2 separate regions of the Homo sapiens genome follow, and region 2 is linked to region 1. A link is a loop called in an ENCODE intact Hi-C map of the cell type or tissue named here. Cell type or tissue: PC-9. All regions are shown on one strand. Each heading gives the region's core, and the rest is flanking DNA. Links, peaks and the distances in the headings are about the cores only. Region 1 has its middle 62 kb from the start of UCHL1. Region 2 has its middle 31 kb from the start of LIMCH1.

Region 1 (8,339 bases), core at 267-8,266:
ATATGAAAGAAAGCTCAACATTACTGATCATCAGAGAAATGCAAATCAAAACCACAATGAGATACCATCTCACGCCAATCTGAATGGTTATTATTAAAAAGTCAGAAAACAGTAGTTGCTGGTGAGGCTGTGGAGAAATGGGAATGCTTTTTACACTGCTGGTGGGAATGTAAATTAGTTAAACCATTGTGGGAGACAGTATGGTGATTCCTCAAGGATCTAGAACCAGGAATACCATTTGACCCAGCAATCCCATTATTGGATATATACCCAAAGAAATATAAATCATTCTATAAGACACATGTACATATATGTTTATTGCAGCACTATTCACAATAGCAAAGACATGGAACCAACCCAACTGCCCATCAATGATAGACTGGATAAAGAAAATGCGGTACATATACACCATGGAATACTATGCAACCATAAAAAGGAATGAGATTATGTCCTTTGCAGGGACATGGATGAAGCTGGAAGCCATTATCCTCTGCAAACTAACACAGGAACAGAAAACCAAAAACTGCATGTTCTCACTCATAAGTGGGAGTTGAACAATGAGATCACATAGACACAGAGAGGGGAACAACACACACCAGAGCCTGTTGGGGGGGTGGGGGCTGAGGGGAGGGAACTTAGAGGATGGGTCAATAGGTGCAGCAAACCACCTTGGCACACATATACCTATGTAACAAACCTGCACATTCTGCACATGTGTCCCCCCTTTATTTTTTAGAAGAAAATTTTTTAAAAAAGACCTAAATAAATAGAGAAATATGTTATATTTATGGATTGATGAACTTGGTATTTTAAAAATGAACAGACAATGTAGGCTGGGCACGGTGGCTCACGCCCGTAATCTCAGCACTTTGGGAGGCTGAGGTGGGCGGGTCACGAGGTCAGGAGATGGAGACCATCCTGGCTAACACGGTGAAACCCCGTCTCTACTAAAAATATATAAAAAAAATTAGCCGGGCGCGGTGGCGGGCGCCTGTAGTCCCAGCTACTCAGGAGGCTGAGGCAGAAGAATGGCGTGAACCCGGAAGTCGGAGGTTGCAGTGAGCCGAGATTGCGCCACTGCACTCTATCCTGGGAGACAGAGCGAGACTCTGTCTCAAAATAATAATAAAAAAAATGAACAGACTAGATGTAATTGCACAACAGGTTTTCCTGCCTCCTGCAGAGACAAAACCAGTTCACTGAGACCATGGTATTCCGGCAAAAAAAAAAAAAAAAAAAAAAAAAAAAAGAGTTTAATTGACACAAGGCTGGACACACGGGAGACGGAGTTATTACTCAAATCAGTCTTGCCAAGAACTCAGAGGCTAGGGTTTTTGTGGACAACTTGGTGGGCAAGTGGGTAGGGAATGGAGGCTGCTGATTAGCTGGGGATGAAATCATAGGGTTGTGGAAATCGGTCATTTTGTGCTAAGTGCACCTCTGGGTGGGCCTGCAGGGTCAGTTAAGTCATGAGTCACAGGTCCAGGTGGGATCAGCTGGTGGCCAGAAAGTCTGAAAAAAAAATCTCAAAAGGTCAATCTTAGGTTCTACAATGGTGATGTTATCTATAAGAGAAATTGGGAAAGTCACATGTTGTGTGGCCTTTGGCCACATGACTCCTGAGCAGTAAGGGATTACAAAAACTACACCTATATTTTAGCAGAATTCAGGCCTCTCTCATAATCCTAATATTGTGGACTTTCATTAGTCTTACAAAGGTGGTTTTAGTCCCTCAACTAGGAGGGGTTTGGTTTAAGGGAGGGACTTTATCATCCTTGCTTCAAAGTTCAACTATCAACTATATTCCTCCCCAAGTTAGCTTGGCCTGTGCCTAGGAATGACCAAGGACAGCTTGGAGATCAGAAGCAAGATGGAGTCGATTATGTCAGATTTCTCTTACTGTCATAATTTTGCAAAGGCAGCTTTATAAACAGTCCAGAAACAGACAATATGCAGTCACTAGGGTTATGACAAAGGGACAATAAAGCACAAGAAAAAGAATGATCTTCATAAATAGCAATAAATCAATTGGATACCCACATAGGAAAAATGAATCACAACTTCTATACTACATGATACACAAAAATCAATTCCATATGTATTGTATGAAATGAAGCTTCTAAAAGAAAACAAGGATATCTTTATGATCTTGGTGAAGGCAATTATTTTTCAAACAGGACACAGAAAGTATAAACCACAAAGAAAATAAATCATAAAATGGACTAAATTAAAACTAACAACTTCCTTTTTAAAAAGATCCCATTAAGAGAATGAAAAAACTGGCCGGGTGTGGTGGCTCACACCTGTAATCCCAGCACTCTGGGAGGCTGGGGCAGGCAGATCACCTGGTAGGCAAATCTCCTGAACTCAACCAGGAGTTCGAGACCAGACTGGCCAATGTGGTGAAACCCCATCTCTACTAAAAATACAAAAATTAGCTGGGTGTATTGGCACACATCTGTAATCTCAGCTACTCGGGAGGCTGAAGTAGGAGAATTGCTTGAACCCGGGAGGCAAGCAAGCCAAGATTGTGCCACTGCACTCCAGCCTGGGTGACAGAGTGAGACTTTGTCTCAAAAAAAAAAAAAGCCATAACATGGGAGAAATTTGTATCTCACCTATCTGACAAAGAACTGGTCTCTAGAATATATAACTACTACAAATCAGTAAGACAATTCAACAGATACTTTCAAAGCACAAAGCAACATGGATGAATCTCACAGACATGATGAGGTCAAGGAGCCAGACACAAAAGAGTATATGTGGTATGATTGGTATGATTTAATTCATATAAAGTTTAAAAGCAGGCAAAACTTCTGTATGGCCATACTTGTTATATTTAAGGATGAGGTGGCTAGTAACTGAAAAGGGGCATGAGGGTGCTTCTGGGATGCTGGTGATATTTTATTTCCTGGTCTGGGTGTTGTATAAAGAAATGTATTCATTTATGATTTGTACACTTTCTATATATCTACATCTATATCTCTATGCTATATTTCAGTAAAAGTTTGTTAAAATGCCATATGGCTTAGTTGGAGAGAAAAGTATAGATTGGGATTGTAATGAATTATTCTCTGATGAACTATTGAACTCACCATTGTATTATCTACTGCTGCAAAACAATTATTCTGAAACTTAGCAGCTTAAAACAACAAACATTTATTATCATTCAGGGTCTCTCATGAGGTTGCAGTCTAACTTGGCTGGGGCTACAATCATCTGAAAGCTTGACTGGGACTGGGGGATCCATGTTCCAGCTCATTTGCACTGTTGGCAGGCTCTAGTTCCTTGCTAGCTGTCAGCGGGTCTTCAGTCTCTCATTACATGGCCATACAGCACCTGAGTGTCCTCACAACATGACAGCTGGCTTTCTCCAGAGTGAGTGAGCAAAGGGGGAAAGGCAGCCCAAGATGAAAGACACTGTGTTTTTAAATGACCTAATTGTGGAAGCTACATACCATCACTTCTGCTGTATTCCACTGACAACACAGATCAACCCTAGTGCAATGAAAGGGAACTACCCAAGAGCATGAAGACGAGCTGGTAGGGATCTTTGGGAGCCATCTTGTGATGGTTTCCACAGCTATCTTTCTCACAACCCTTACTAGAATATTAATGGAAATTCTAAGATTCTCACACTTCTCTCTGTTATAATTCATTAATATGTACAAAAATCTCTAGCTGCTTTCAAACTGGTGACCCCATTGGAAGAACTTGCCGGTGGGGGTGAGGAGAAACCTGAGAAGAGGGTCAGATTCTTCCATCACTGTCCCAAGGGGCATAGACTCTGTGAAGATGGTCGTTTCTAGCCTGTGATTTCAGAAATTCTGGCAGGTCCCCCTGCCCTTGGTACCTCAACATAATATGACCAGTGATCCCTGAAATAACTCCAAAGGAAACCTATGCCACTGGTGAAAGATGTTCCTTTCCTATCAAATGCAGGCACACTAGCAGCACAGTAAAGCAGTGGTTCCCAAACTTGGCTGCTCTTTAGAATTTCATGGGGAGCTGTGAAAAATGTGAATTCCTGAGTCTGTCCAGAAAACCGATTCAGACTCTCCAGAGGTGGACTTCCAGACTCTGCAGTTTGAGAAGGCTTCTCTCCATCTGTCAGAGTAAGAAAAAAATTTTGAAAATCAATAAAAAAGAAAAAAGAGAAGGCTTCTTAGGAAGTTCTGAGAGAAGAGTTGGCCAAGCATCTGACAGCTGGTCCTGCAGCGGTATTTGGAAACTACTGACATATACCATTAGTGTGTGTAGATTTCAGACCCCTTCTGGGGAGTGAGTTTCAATGTTGGGAGTGAGGGTGGGATAGCCATTTGTCCACAAAGAGCCCATTTTTCTTCCCAGCTCTCTCTGCTCAATGTGCTGAGTGAGATAGTGCTTCTCAGCCTCTTTGAACGCTTTCTTGTCCCTCTGCCTGCACTTTGGTTCCCATCACGTCAGCCTTGAAGGTGGAGTGGCCTGTCAGCACCACAGGCTTGTGACTGGAGCCACAGGATCTCCTTTATCTCCTCAGCTTCAGGCTCTGTTGTGTGAATCCAGGCTAAGAGCAGTTCAATGACTCAGGGTTAAGAGGACACACCGCCATCTCTTGACTCAGCCAGGAGATCCTTCCTCTTTGGCAATAAAAGGACACAATGCTTTGTAGAGTTGCCACTTAATATAGATGAGATTACAGTTTGTGGACTGGATGAATCTAGAGACTTGTTTTCTCACCTATGAGAAAATATGCAAGGCATGGGAACATTCTTCATAGTAGTAAAAATTGAAAATATTTGTTTTTTTCATCCATTCACTCAACAAATATTTGTTGAGCATCTCTGATCTTATCTTCTACTACTGTCTTGCTTATACCTCTCCAACCACACTAACCCCGCTGATCTTCTTAGAACAAACCAGGTACTCCTCTGCCTTAAGGAATCTGCTGCAGCCTGGAACTTTCTTACCCAGTTGTCTACTGAGCTAACTTCCTCACCTTCAAATCTTTGCTTACTTCTCACCTTCTCGATAGGGGTTAACGTGACCACCCTATTTACCCCTGCAACCAGCTTCCCTTCCTTACACTGTTCTACCTTTTATTTTTCCACAGCTCTGTTTACCTTTTAATACACTATTTCATTGATTAGGTCATCGTTTATCGTTTGAGTTCCTCTCTTGAATGTTAAGTTTCATCAGGGCAGGAATCTTTGTCTGTTTTTTTCACCATGTGTCCCTGGTACCTGGCATGGAGTCTGGCACGTAAGAGACACTTGATAAATATTTGTTGAATGAATCAACTGGGAGCCGGAAGAGCAGCATGCAATACAGATAAGATCACTGGTGTCATAGAGCTCATGATTTATTGGAGGTGAATGTAAATGAATTATTACAGAAATGCTTATTTAGTGATAATTGTGATAGCTAAGAAGGAAATATGGAGTTGTATCTGAGAGTATACGAGGGGCCCAACCTAATTAGGGGGCCAGGGATAGTTTGTTGAGGCAGCAACACTTAGCCTGAGACCAGAAGGTGGAGTGGAGTAATCCAGCTGAGGGAGCTGGGAAGACAGTGGAAAGACCCTCTTAGATTTCAAGTAGTTTTCAGTTGTCCGGCTTATAACAACCGGGCATGCTGACAACCACATGGAGGTGCCTCTCTTTTCTCTTGAAGTAGCTATTCAAACTGAGTTTCCAAAAATCTGTAGACTACCTCTACACCAACATCTGAACACCAACTTCAGAATATTTCTCTTGTTACAGATGGATGCTCTTTGATGAATAACATTTTTGATCTTCTGAATGTCTCCTTAATCAGTTGAAAACAAATTAAGTTTTCAATTGATTAAATAAATTTACTCAATCCACTGGATAAAGTTTAAATATTTATTGTATCAGTCCACTGAATAAATAAAGTTTAAATATTCTCAGCAATCAATCAAGAGTTTAAGAGATCTTATCTCAGAAACAAAACCACATAAAGGCTGAGGTAAAAGAGCTTCATACTGAGAGGAAAGCCTTAGTTGATGAGATGAGCAGTTCTCTAGGTATTCTTCCTAGCACTTGAAATAAAGTACTTTGCACAAGGCAACTAAAGAAAATGTCTGTAGGAATTAGGTCAAAGTTGTAATAGTTAGGCAAGGCACGGAGGTTTACACCTGTAATCCCAATGCTTTCAGAAGCCAAGGCAGGAGGATCCCTTGAGGGCAGGAGTTTGAGACCAGCCTGGGCAATATAGAGAGATCTGTCTCTACTAAAAATAAAAATAAAAATAGCTAGGTGTGGTGGTGCATGCCTATAGTCCTAGCTACTTGGGGGGCTGAGATGACAGAATCACTTAAACTCAGGAGTTTGAGGCTACAGTGAGCTATGTCATGCCACTGCACTCCAGCCTAGGTGATAGAGTGTGGGACCCTGTCTCTAAAACCAAAAACATTATAGCAGTTAATTCCCTTCTAGAGATCACCTGGCTGCATTAGGCAGTTTTTTCCTTTTTATTACTCAGAAGAACAAACACATTTATAAGAAAATATACAGGTATGAAATAATGAGTCAGTGGTAAATACTGTGAAAAAGATTTTGAAAGCTTCTGAGTACTAACAGATCTTAAACATTCACTTGTTAATTCACCTCTGGGAACTCAATCTTTGACCTGGAAACAAGAGGAAAAACAGCATCCTTTCTTGAGCAGTATGTTCTCAGCTTCCGAGCTGCCCAGGAGATTGGGCCCCAGATGATACCTTAGAACCAGAATCAATGCTTGTGGGAGGACCATGTAGGCTCCTTCATCAGAGGCATATAGTGATACCTCCATTAATAAAGCCTCTGGGGATTCTGTGTTCTTTTTGCTTTGTTTCTGTTTTATTTTGCTTTTTTGCTAAGTTAGCCAGGTTGTGGAGGGGAATGGTATAACTTCAACTGAGGATTGTGCTGGTTGTGACCATGTCAAAAGAAGCAGTAACTTTATCTCAGGATTTCCCTCTGTATCAGTCAGGAGAGGCTAGGTTATGCTGCTGTAACAAACAACCCCACAATCTCAGTGGCTTAAAATAGTAGAGGTTTATTTTTTCACTTAACAACACATGTCCATCTGGGGCCTGTGATGGGAAAGGCTGCCACAAAGGTCTCTGACATATCCTGGAGACATTTTCTCCATTGTCTTGGCTATTAACATTCAGTTCCTCTTTACTTATGGAAATTTCTGTAGCAGGCTTAAATTTCTCCCCAGAAAATTTTTTCTTTTCTACCACACAACCAGGTTGCAAATTTTCCAAACCTTTATGCTCTGCTTCTCTTTTAAACAGAAGTTTCAGTTTCAGATAATCTCTTTGTTCACACACATGAGTGTACACTTTTAGAAACAGCCAGGTCTCATCTTGAATGCTTTGCTACTTAGAAATTTCTTCTGCCAGATACCCTAAATCATCTCTCTCAAGTTCAAAGTTCCACAGATCTCTAGGGCAGGGACAAAATGCTGTGTCTCTTTCCTAAAGCATAGCAAGAGTGACCTTTACTCCAGTTTCCTATAAGTTCCTCATCTCCATCTGAGAGCACCTCAGCCTGGACTTCATTGTCCATATCACTATGAGTGTTTTGGTTACAACCATTCAACAAATCTCTAGGAAGTTCTAAATCTTCCATCATCTTCCTGTCTTCTTCTGAGCCCTCTAAACTGTTCCAGCCTCTGCCCATTACCCAGTTCCAAAGTTGCTTCCACATTTTCAGGTATCTTTTTAGCAATACTCCACTCTTGGTACCAATTTTCTGTAATAGTCCATTCTCACACTGCTATAAAGAACTACCTGAGCCTGGGTAATTTATGAAGAAAAGAGGTTTAATTGACTCACAGTTCCACATGCTTCATAGGAAGCATGACTGGGAGGCCTCAGGAAACTTATAATCATGGCAGAAGGTGAAGGGGAAGCAAACATCTTCTTCACATGGTGGCAAGAGAGAGAGAAGGGGGAAGTGCCACACAGTTTTAAACCATTGGATCTCATGAGAACTCACTCACTATCAAGAGAAGAGCAAGGAGGAAATCTGCCCCCATGATTCAATCACCTCCCACCAGGTCCCTCCCTCAACACTGGAGATTACAATTCAACATGAGATTTGGGAGAAGACATAGAGCCAAACCATATCACATAATTATTCATAACGGGTGGGAAAGGATGTTGCTAGTAAGTATATTATAGGTGGTCTTTTGGGTATTCTCAGTAGCTGTACGTGCTTGTTCATGTATCACATGTCTCATTAGCATCTTCAATCTCCATCCAGGGGTGTGTTTTTTACTATTATAATGAGCAAAGGGTCAATCTGAGGACAAGTAAAATTAAAATGCGCATGCTTTCTACAGGGGAA
Region 2 (8,339 bases), core at 141-8,140, 190 kb after region 1:
CTGAAACCAGTTTAAACAAAAATGGGATGTGATTGGTTTATGTGAATAAGCACGGAGGTAAATCACACACACACACACACACACACACACACACCCCAGGTACAGACATAACTATATAACCATGCTTGAATTGTGTTATCTGACTGGTCTGTCTGTCCATCCATCCATCCATCCATCCATCCATCCATCCATCCATCCATCCATCTCTTGCCTCTGCTTTCTTCTTTATTGACTTTGTCTTTGGGTAAGTTTTCCCATATGGTGACAAAGTTGGCTACTATTAGCTTTTAGCTTATATTTTACTAGCTTTGCAATCCCAGCAGGAAAAAAGAGATACTTTTTTGGAGTAATTCCAGTAGAAGTCCTGGTGCCTGCCCTTTATTGACGTGAATTGGGCCTGGTGCTCATCTCGGAATTAACCGAATGGCCAGGTCTGGATTTGCCCTTGCTTGGAGCCAGGACGTAGCATGGGCGCTCTCCACAGTCTGCCCTACCCTACAACTGCCCTACTATTCCTGGAGAGTTGGGGAGGAAAGTTGCTCAAGTGGAAATTAAGAAGCTGTTATCAAAGAAGAAGGAATGACTATTAGACCAACAAAACCAATACAGGCCCGCTGAGGGACTCTTCCATCCAACCAGGACAGACAGCCTTTGGAACTTCTAGTGGAGAAAAGGTGAGCTTAAGAGTGGTGTGAAAGGTTTATTAGGTCTCTTTGAGGCCTTGGTTAGACTTACATAGGGGTGTGTTCAGAGAAGGATGCTTTGGAGGGACTTACGTTTTCAGACCTGTCCTGTCAGGAGTCCATTCCTTTATCCCTATCCTCTCTAAACTATGGAGTGAGTTACCTTGGTGAGGTAAAACTGAGGCCACCAAAATCTATAGATCACTCCTTCCTTGGGAGTGTTGCCGGAGAAAAGCCTCTCTCCTGAGAAGCAGGCTTTGTCCTCTACCAGTCGGTTCCCTCAGCCCTCAAGTGATAACTGCCCTTGCTCTGAGCTTCCTCCCAGCCTTTTTACCTCCCTCTCTAGGGGTTTGGGCTGATGCTTCCAGGAGCTGCCATTTTTCTGATGTGGCTGCCACGTTTCCCAACTCTTCTGCCTCCGAGCACTTGGAGTTGCGAGAGAGACCTCTCTCCCAATGACAGCTCTTTGAGCAAATCTTAGACAGGTGATCCTCTGAGTAGTCTGTACTTTCTCCTTTTAATTTATAGTACCCCCTACTGAATAACTTGGCACCAATTCTCTGAGAGTGGACAGGAGACCTTGGAGCTATCCAGTTCAGTTTCTCCTCACAACCATTTGCTGTCTCCTAGAATAAGGCCCCTCCATTTTCAGCTCTGTCCAACCTCAGGGTCTGTCTCTGCATACTTCAGACCTTTCTTTCCAGGGGTTGGGGTTAATGTTTGCTTCCCTGGCATTAGTCCTGATATCTCTTCATTCTGAGTTTCCTAGTGTTTCTTTAACCATTTCTTCCAGGAGGTCTAGGGGAGCCCCAGTCAATGGGATCCCTGTGGAGCTGTTCAAACATCCTAGGTAGGTTTTGAAATTGATGAGCTCCTGTGTCTCCACAGGGATGCTATTGATGTCATCAGAACAATTCCTTTTTGCATCTGAGCAGTTCCACTCATTGCAGATAATTCACCTCCTCTGCCCTGCTCACTTCAAGCCAGTGGTGCTTCCCACTCGTGGGAGCAACCCCATACTCACCTTCAGATTCCCAAATGCTCCCTGGCAATGGCAGTATGCAGATACTCTTCATGGCTATTTGTAGCTTGCGCATAGAGAAATGCAAAGCCAAGTTTCAGTGAGTGTATGACTGTGTTTATTTTCTTACCTTGATTCTTACTGATATGCTCTCCCTTATTCTCTGGTTTGCTTATCATTTTCCCCACTCCTTTCTTCCATTTTTGTTACTATCTAAGGACATATATTTAACAAAAGCCAGTTCAAACCCTTTTATGAGAGAGTATAGTGGAAAGTGAATGGATTTTGGAATTCCTTCATTAAATCCTATGAAATTGTGTCAATAGACCAAAAAATAGTCAGATAATGTGATTTCCTAGGGTTCAACCTAGTAGATGGAGCAGATCCTAGATTTGCCTCCTGTGTATCCTTAGGCTAGTAACCTAACCTCTTTGAGTCCCCCAGTTTACTTTTATCTATAAAAACAGATCATAATTGTAAAAATCCATATAGGATTGTTCTGAGGATAAAATGAATTGAAAATATGTATAAAATTCTTTGTTCAGTGTTTGGAACATAGCAGGCACTTAAATGTTAACTTTCCCCCGTTCGTCTATGTAACAGAGAAATTACTACTTCTTGAGGTTTCTAGGAGATTCCAGTGAGAGAATACAGTCAAGCACTCAGCATAGCATCTGGCACTTGCTTGGCACCCTGTACCACTGGCTGTTCTTATTATTGTTTTTGGAAATAGTCCAAAAGTCAATTATGAATATGACATAGTCATTGCAACTCTGTGTCACTGTGCACCCAGTGGCTCGCTCCCTTGGGCTGCCAGCAAGCCACGGGATGAAGGCATTTGGATTATACTTTCTAGCTTCTCTCATCTAGCTTGTGATCAAAAACTGGGCAAGAAAATTTGGGTCCCTTACAAACTTGATCATGTGTGAATAATGAACTTTGGCTGGCAGAGCTTGGGGACTAGAGTGATTGTTTTGAAAACAATAACCCTGACCTCTGTGGTGATGTCATTTTCTCCCATCCATCCAGTCTGTTGTGGTTTTCTTCTCTGGGAAGCTGTTCCAGAACCTTCTAGGCAGTGTTAATAGGTTCTTGTCTGGCTGCTAAGTACCCATACACAACTCCACTTTAGTGCTATTATAGAGCTCTACCTCTTTGTCCCATCTTTGTACCGGATTGAGAGCTTTCTTGAAGACCCTTTGTCTTTGTATTTCACTCATTGGACACTGGTGTAGCAAATAATCCATCTATAGAAACACTTGGTGAATAGATTGAGACCAAGTTATAAGATTTCTACCTAGGCCACCTGATCATCAATGACTGCCTTTAACTTTCTCCCAGTCTTAGTCAGTATTATTCTCTCTCTCTGTGTTTCTGACACACACACACACACACACACACACACACACACACACACACACTTTGTATAAACAACAGACCCATCCCTAAAGACTGGGAGACCAAAGGATGGATGTATTTGCTTTCTTCAAGTGTAAGATTCTCTATTACAAATTCCATCTTCCTAGGAGTCATAGAACTGAACTTAAAAGTTTTGTTTTGCAAACGTATTGTCATGAAATGAAAGTGTGAGTATGTTAATCTACAAATAAGTGACCAATAAAGAATGTCTTAGTGGATTTTTGTCTCAGTTCCTGTGTTGCTGAAATGATTTTCCAAAGATAAGAAATCTGTTGGCAAACACTTATTCTATCATCACTGATAAATGAGCTGCTTGTCAGAAGGAGGTCTGGCCTTAGATTCTTGTCATGATTTCAGCATGAGATGTGGTGTGTCACGGATGTGTCCTAGTCTTGTAGGACAGGTTGAGGGTTGATGGTGTAACTTTGTGTGGAGACATTTTATCACATGGAGGAATTGTTGGCTATCGACCATGTGCTGCATAGCACCAAATTAGGCACCAAGAGGCATAAAAACAGAATGTAAGACATGATCTTCAAAAGTTTTATGATGTGCTTGGGGACTGGACCCACACACACAGAGCAGTTAAGTTACAGTGTAAACCAGTGTACGAGTAAATGTAAAACCAACAAAGATTTAATCTCCAAGATTTAATAAGAGGTTAAATGAGGATACTGTTATGACTTGGGAGACAGTTAATTGGGGAGATATAATATTAATTGACTATTAAGAATAGGTTGAGGGAAAGGGAAAATCATCTTTATAGAGAAAAACAAGTAGTTTTTTCTTTCTTTATACTTTCATAACACTCTGGTCACAAAAATGTGTGGTTTTTATCCCTCATAATGACCAATTCTCCAATACCAGCTGGTTATCTTAAAGTTTAACTTAATCTCGACACTAACTGGAGATAATACAGACTACACAGGTTAAGGGCTCAGTCCCACAAGACTGCCCCCACCCCTCATTTAGATGCCAGTTGCAAATAACAGGTCCTCAGGTGATCCACAACTTCTGTCCACTTGGCTACAAATTGGAGGCTCTCATGGCCTCCTTCTTGGGTTTGAATATTTATCAGAATGGCTCACAGAACTCCGGGGTACATCCGTGTATTTATGGATTTATTCTAAAGGATCTGATAAAGGGTACACATGAACAGCCAAATGGAAGATGCAGAGGGGAAGGCGTGGGGCCAAGGGAATAGGGTTTTCATCCCTTTCTTGTTGGTCCATCCTCCCAGCACCTCCACACGCCCAGCAACCCAGTATATCTTCAGACTCTTGAAACAGAGGGATTGAAACCGGGATTTTTATGGAGGCTTTGTCACTTAGGCATGATTGGTTGTTAATTCCATTTCCAGCCTCTCTCCCCTTCCTGGAGGATGGGAGTGGGGCTAGAAGTTCCAAGCTTCTAATCGTAGCTTGGTCTTTCTGGTAACCAGCCTCCATCTAGGAGCCTACCAAGAGTCACCTCATTAGAGCAAAAGACACTCCTATCACCCAGGAAATTCCAAGGGATTAGGAGTTCTGCGTCAGCAACTGGGGTCAGAGACTAAATATCAGAGTAAAAAAATGCACCTAGCATTCCTATTGCTCAGGAAATTACAAGGATTTTAGGGACTCTGTGCCAGGAGCTGGGGATGAAGACCAAAATATGGATTTCTTAATATAATTCACAGTATCACAGCATCCTACACAGGGACAAAGGCAGGAGGGAAGGTTTGGAGTCAGGAATGAGTAGGCTGTGTTTGGCACATATAGAGGATAGGTGCCTGAAAGGGCAAGGACATCTCTTCCTTTATCCAACTGACCTTTATAGGAACCCACTTATGAGTGTGGTAAGTTACTGTAAAGATGAATGCATTATGCAATCAAATCATGTAATGGTGGTGGTGGGAGGGGGGCGGGCAGCTGATTTGAGATCTAAATCCTGACTGTGTGGGATATAAATCTCAGATTCCCTTCAAGAAGCACATTTAGGTGGAGACCTGAACGAAGAGGAGAAATTATTCTCTTCTACCAGGAAAGAGGAAAGGGAAATGAAAGTTGAGAAGAAACATACTCTAGGGCTGAAAGAATAACATGATTGAAAACTCTACGACTGGAACAAGCTCTGTGTCTTGGAGGAATTGCAGGTAGACTTGTTTGGCCAAAAGGTAGAAAACCAGTGGGGCAATGGTATGAGATCAGTGTGGATGGAGAGAAGTAGTGGGGGCAAGATTGTGCAGGGCCTTGCAAGCCATATAAGGATTTGGTGGTTTGATTCCCAAGAGCAATGGAAATGAAGAGGATTTTGAAGAAATCAGCAGCACCTGGTAGAGTATAGTGATGAATGAAAGAAAAGACAAAAAATAATTTTGGTGTTTCAGTTGAGTGGGGTCCTGATACAAGCCAGAAAGGCTCCTCTGTTTGTTGGAGAGGTCATGGTTTTAGTTTGGGCAGGATGAGTTCGGGATATGGACAAGCCACCCAGGACCAGAGTCCTGTAGGCTGTTGGGGATGAGGGCCTGGCTCTTAGAGGTGAGACGATGCATTCAACTTGCTCAAGTTGGATTTGTGAGCCATTGTCGGACATCAGGGTTAAGCTATGAGATATGGAAGCCTCTCTGAGGGAAAGGCCACATTAGGAAAGAGCCGCAGAAGGAGGTCTCAGTTTGAGGAAGTGTCTCCCCTGGGTCATGGGTGGGAGAAAGAGAAGCTCACAAAAGAGCTATCAGAGAGATGAGAGGAAACCCAGGAGACTGTGAGGTCATGGAAACCAAGAGGGCTAAGAAGACTTTTAAGAAGGTGGAGGTGACTTGTATTGTATGTCCCCAGTAGATATCAGTTTGAGCAAAACCTCAGAAAAGGCCTGCCTTGCTTGCAGAAGGAAGGACTGGAGACTTTTAACAATTAATATGTATCTCTGGGAACTGCCAGTCAACTGATCATGATTCCACCTAACTGTTTTAGGTCTAGCTCATGTTTGTGTATCATTCCAACAGCTATTGTTAGAGACCTTGTGTAATATAAAGTACACATGCAATCATTTTCTGAAACATTGGTAAAGAGATGAGATTAGTATGACCCAATGGCTGATTAGTAGAGCAACAATACAACCTGTCATTCAAACTGAGACACTGTTCAGAGCGAAAGGGGGTATTAACCAGATGAGATGCTGGAACAAGTGGAAGCTGGGACTGACCTCAGCTAACTGGGATATATGGTCACCCCAGTTATTGATGACTTTAGACTGGTCCCTACTGGTCACCATTGCTTTGTTCAGTATTCACAAACCAATCCCTTATTTAGTCCTCAGAGCAACCCCAGTGAACCTAGATCTTCCAACCCCTCTTCTGTAGATGATTAGATGGAGACCCGAGGTGGTAGGGCACAATGTGTCTTTGCACTCTTTGTCTAGAGCTCTCTCTCTAACCCAGATGCTCGCTCCAATCTCAGCAAACTTGGGTCCTTTTTCCATTACTGATTTTGGCCTTAGCAGACTGGGAAGAATTTGATAGACTTTCTATGTAGGGTTCTCCCTTGTCCTTCTGCCAAATCACAATTGGCCACGCTGACTTGGCCTGTCTCCAGCTGTTTGGCACCAAGACTCATTAAGCCTTTAAGTTCAAGTGAGGACATTTCAACCCGCTCCTTTTCTGAAAAAGATCTCCAGTGAAAAAGCTGCTTTTTGTTTGAAGATTGGCCTGGCTTAGGTGGGGGCTTAGGCAAGAATTGAGTATCCCCAACAGGCTTCTGTTAGAAAGATGAAAACAGATGGAGAACATGGAAGGTGAATATGCAGGACTCATGGTGAGCAGAATGAGCCCCCAGTGTTGCCTCTTTTTTTGAATCCTCACCAAATAAATAGCCCTTGGCTCCTACTCAAAAGAGGGACTCAGCACAGTAGGGGTACTGTCTCCATTCAAACTGTTCTTTGGACATCAATTACAAAGTCTACTCTGGGAGCTCTTGTGTGCACTTGAGCATCTTGCCTTTGGAATATTCTCAAGCTCATCCATCTTTGTAAATATTCTGTTCATTAAAAATTATACGATCCTTGTCACTTCCTTTCTCCTAATACATAGTCTTATATGACCCAGACCCAGTAGGGCATTTACAGAGTTTGTTTTGAAGCTTCCTAGAAATGTGTTTGAAACTTATTTTAGCAGAATTGTCACTTGGAACCACTTCCCTCAACATGTGGCAATTCCCTCATCCTATTAATCTGCTCCTTAATAAATATTAAAATTCTCCTGACTTGAATCTCAGGCTAATCTTTCTCCTCCTGAACAAATTTTTGACAGATTTTTAAGAATGATCAATTAATTTAAGAAAATATAACAACTGGTTTAAATGTGGACTGCTCATGTGGTAGATGAGAAACTGGCCTAGCCCATTGCCTGCCTGTGGGGTTACATGCTGGATTAGGCTTTGCTTAGATTTAAGAGGATTTAGTAGCTCTAATTGTATTTCCTTAATAATCCATTTTTTGATTGTCTCTAATGGGCTGTCAGGCTTGGTGGGCTGGCTTCCCATGATGAAGTGTGCAAAATCTCTGCCTCACCTGTTCTGAATGTTCCCTTTGGTTACTCGAAGGAGTGGACTTTTTCTTAAATAGCCTACTAAGGACCCAGTTTATAAATGATTTTTTTTTTTTGAGATGGAGTTTCATTCTTGTCGCCTAGGCTGGAGTGCACTGGCACGATCTCGGCTTGCTGCAACCTCTGCCTCCCGGGTTCAAGTGATTCTGCTGCCTCAGCCTCCCGAGTAGCTGGGATTACAGGCGTCTGCCACCATGCCTGGCTAATTTTTGTATTTTTAGTAGAGACGGAGTTTCGCCATGTTGGGCAGGCTGGTCTCGAACTCCTGCCCTCAGGTGATCCGCCCACCTCGGCCTCCCAAAGTGCTGGGATTAAAGGTGTGAGCCACCGCACCCGACCAAATGATTTCTTTAAAAAGTTAACTATGAAGAAATAGACTTCCTTCTTGGTATCAAGAGGAAGAAAGAGTGAATAAAAAGAAAAAGTGAAGACTGTATATCTGAGTGATTAGCTCTAGTGCTTGCCCTTCCTTAAGCCACTGTAGACTCTGCTGGGAGGCTAACATTCCCAAACATGGCTTCATCGTGACTGGTGGCCTCTTCCCAGAAGACGGGGTGTGATTCAAGTTCCTTTGCCTAGAACGTGGTGTCCCTCTGTCTGGGTGCAATGATTCTATTCAACTCATCAGCCCTGT

Evidence for each region. Peaks named below come from ENCODE experiments on the same cell type or tissue, not always from the same donor. Only the 100,000 strongest peaks of a DNase experiment are listed, where the experiment ranks them.
Region 2: a loop joins it to region 1, with 18 times the contacts of the local background. A loop is called at or near these places in 1 of 110 quality-filtered maps.

What each region holds. Positions count from the first base shown.
Region 1 is chr4:41,314,461-41,322,799 of GRCh38, forward strand. No RefSeq gene overlaps it. Among named protein-coding and RNA genes, the nearest start is that of UCHL1, 62 kb to the left of the region's middle. In PC-9, for the core only: no CTCF peak of the experiment used is centred there; DNase peaks (open chromatin) are centred at 1,161, 4,571, 5,261, 6,021 and 1 weaker place; H3K4me3 peaks cover 1,204 bases; H3K27ac peaks cover 5,809 bases.
Region 2 is chr4:41,502,845-41,511,183 of GRCh38, forward strand. It overlaps a transcript of LIMCH1 not described here. Among named protein-coding and RNA genes, the nearest start is that of LIMCH1, 31 kb to the right of the region's middle. In PC-9, for the core only: no CTCF peak of the experiment used is centred there; no DNase peak of the experiment used is centred there.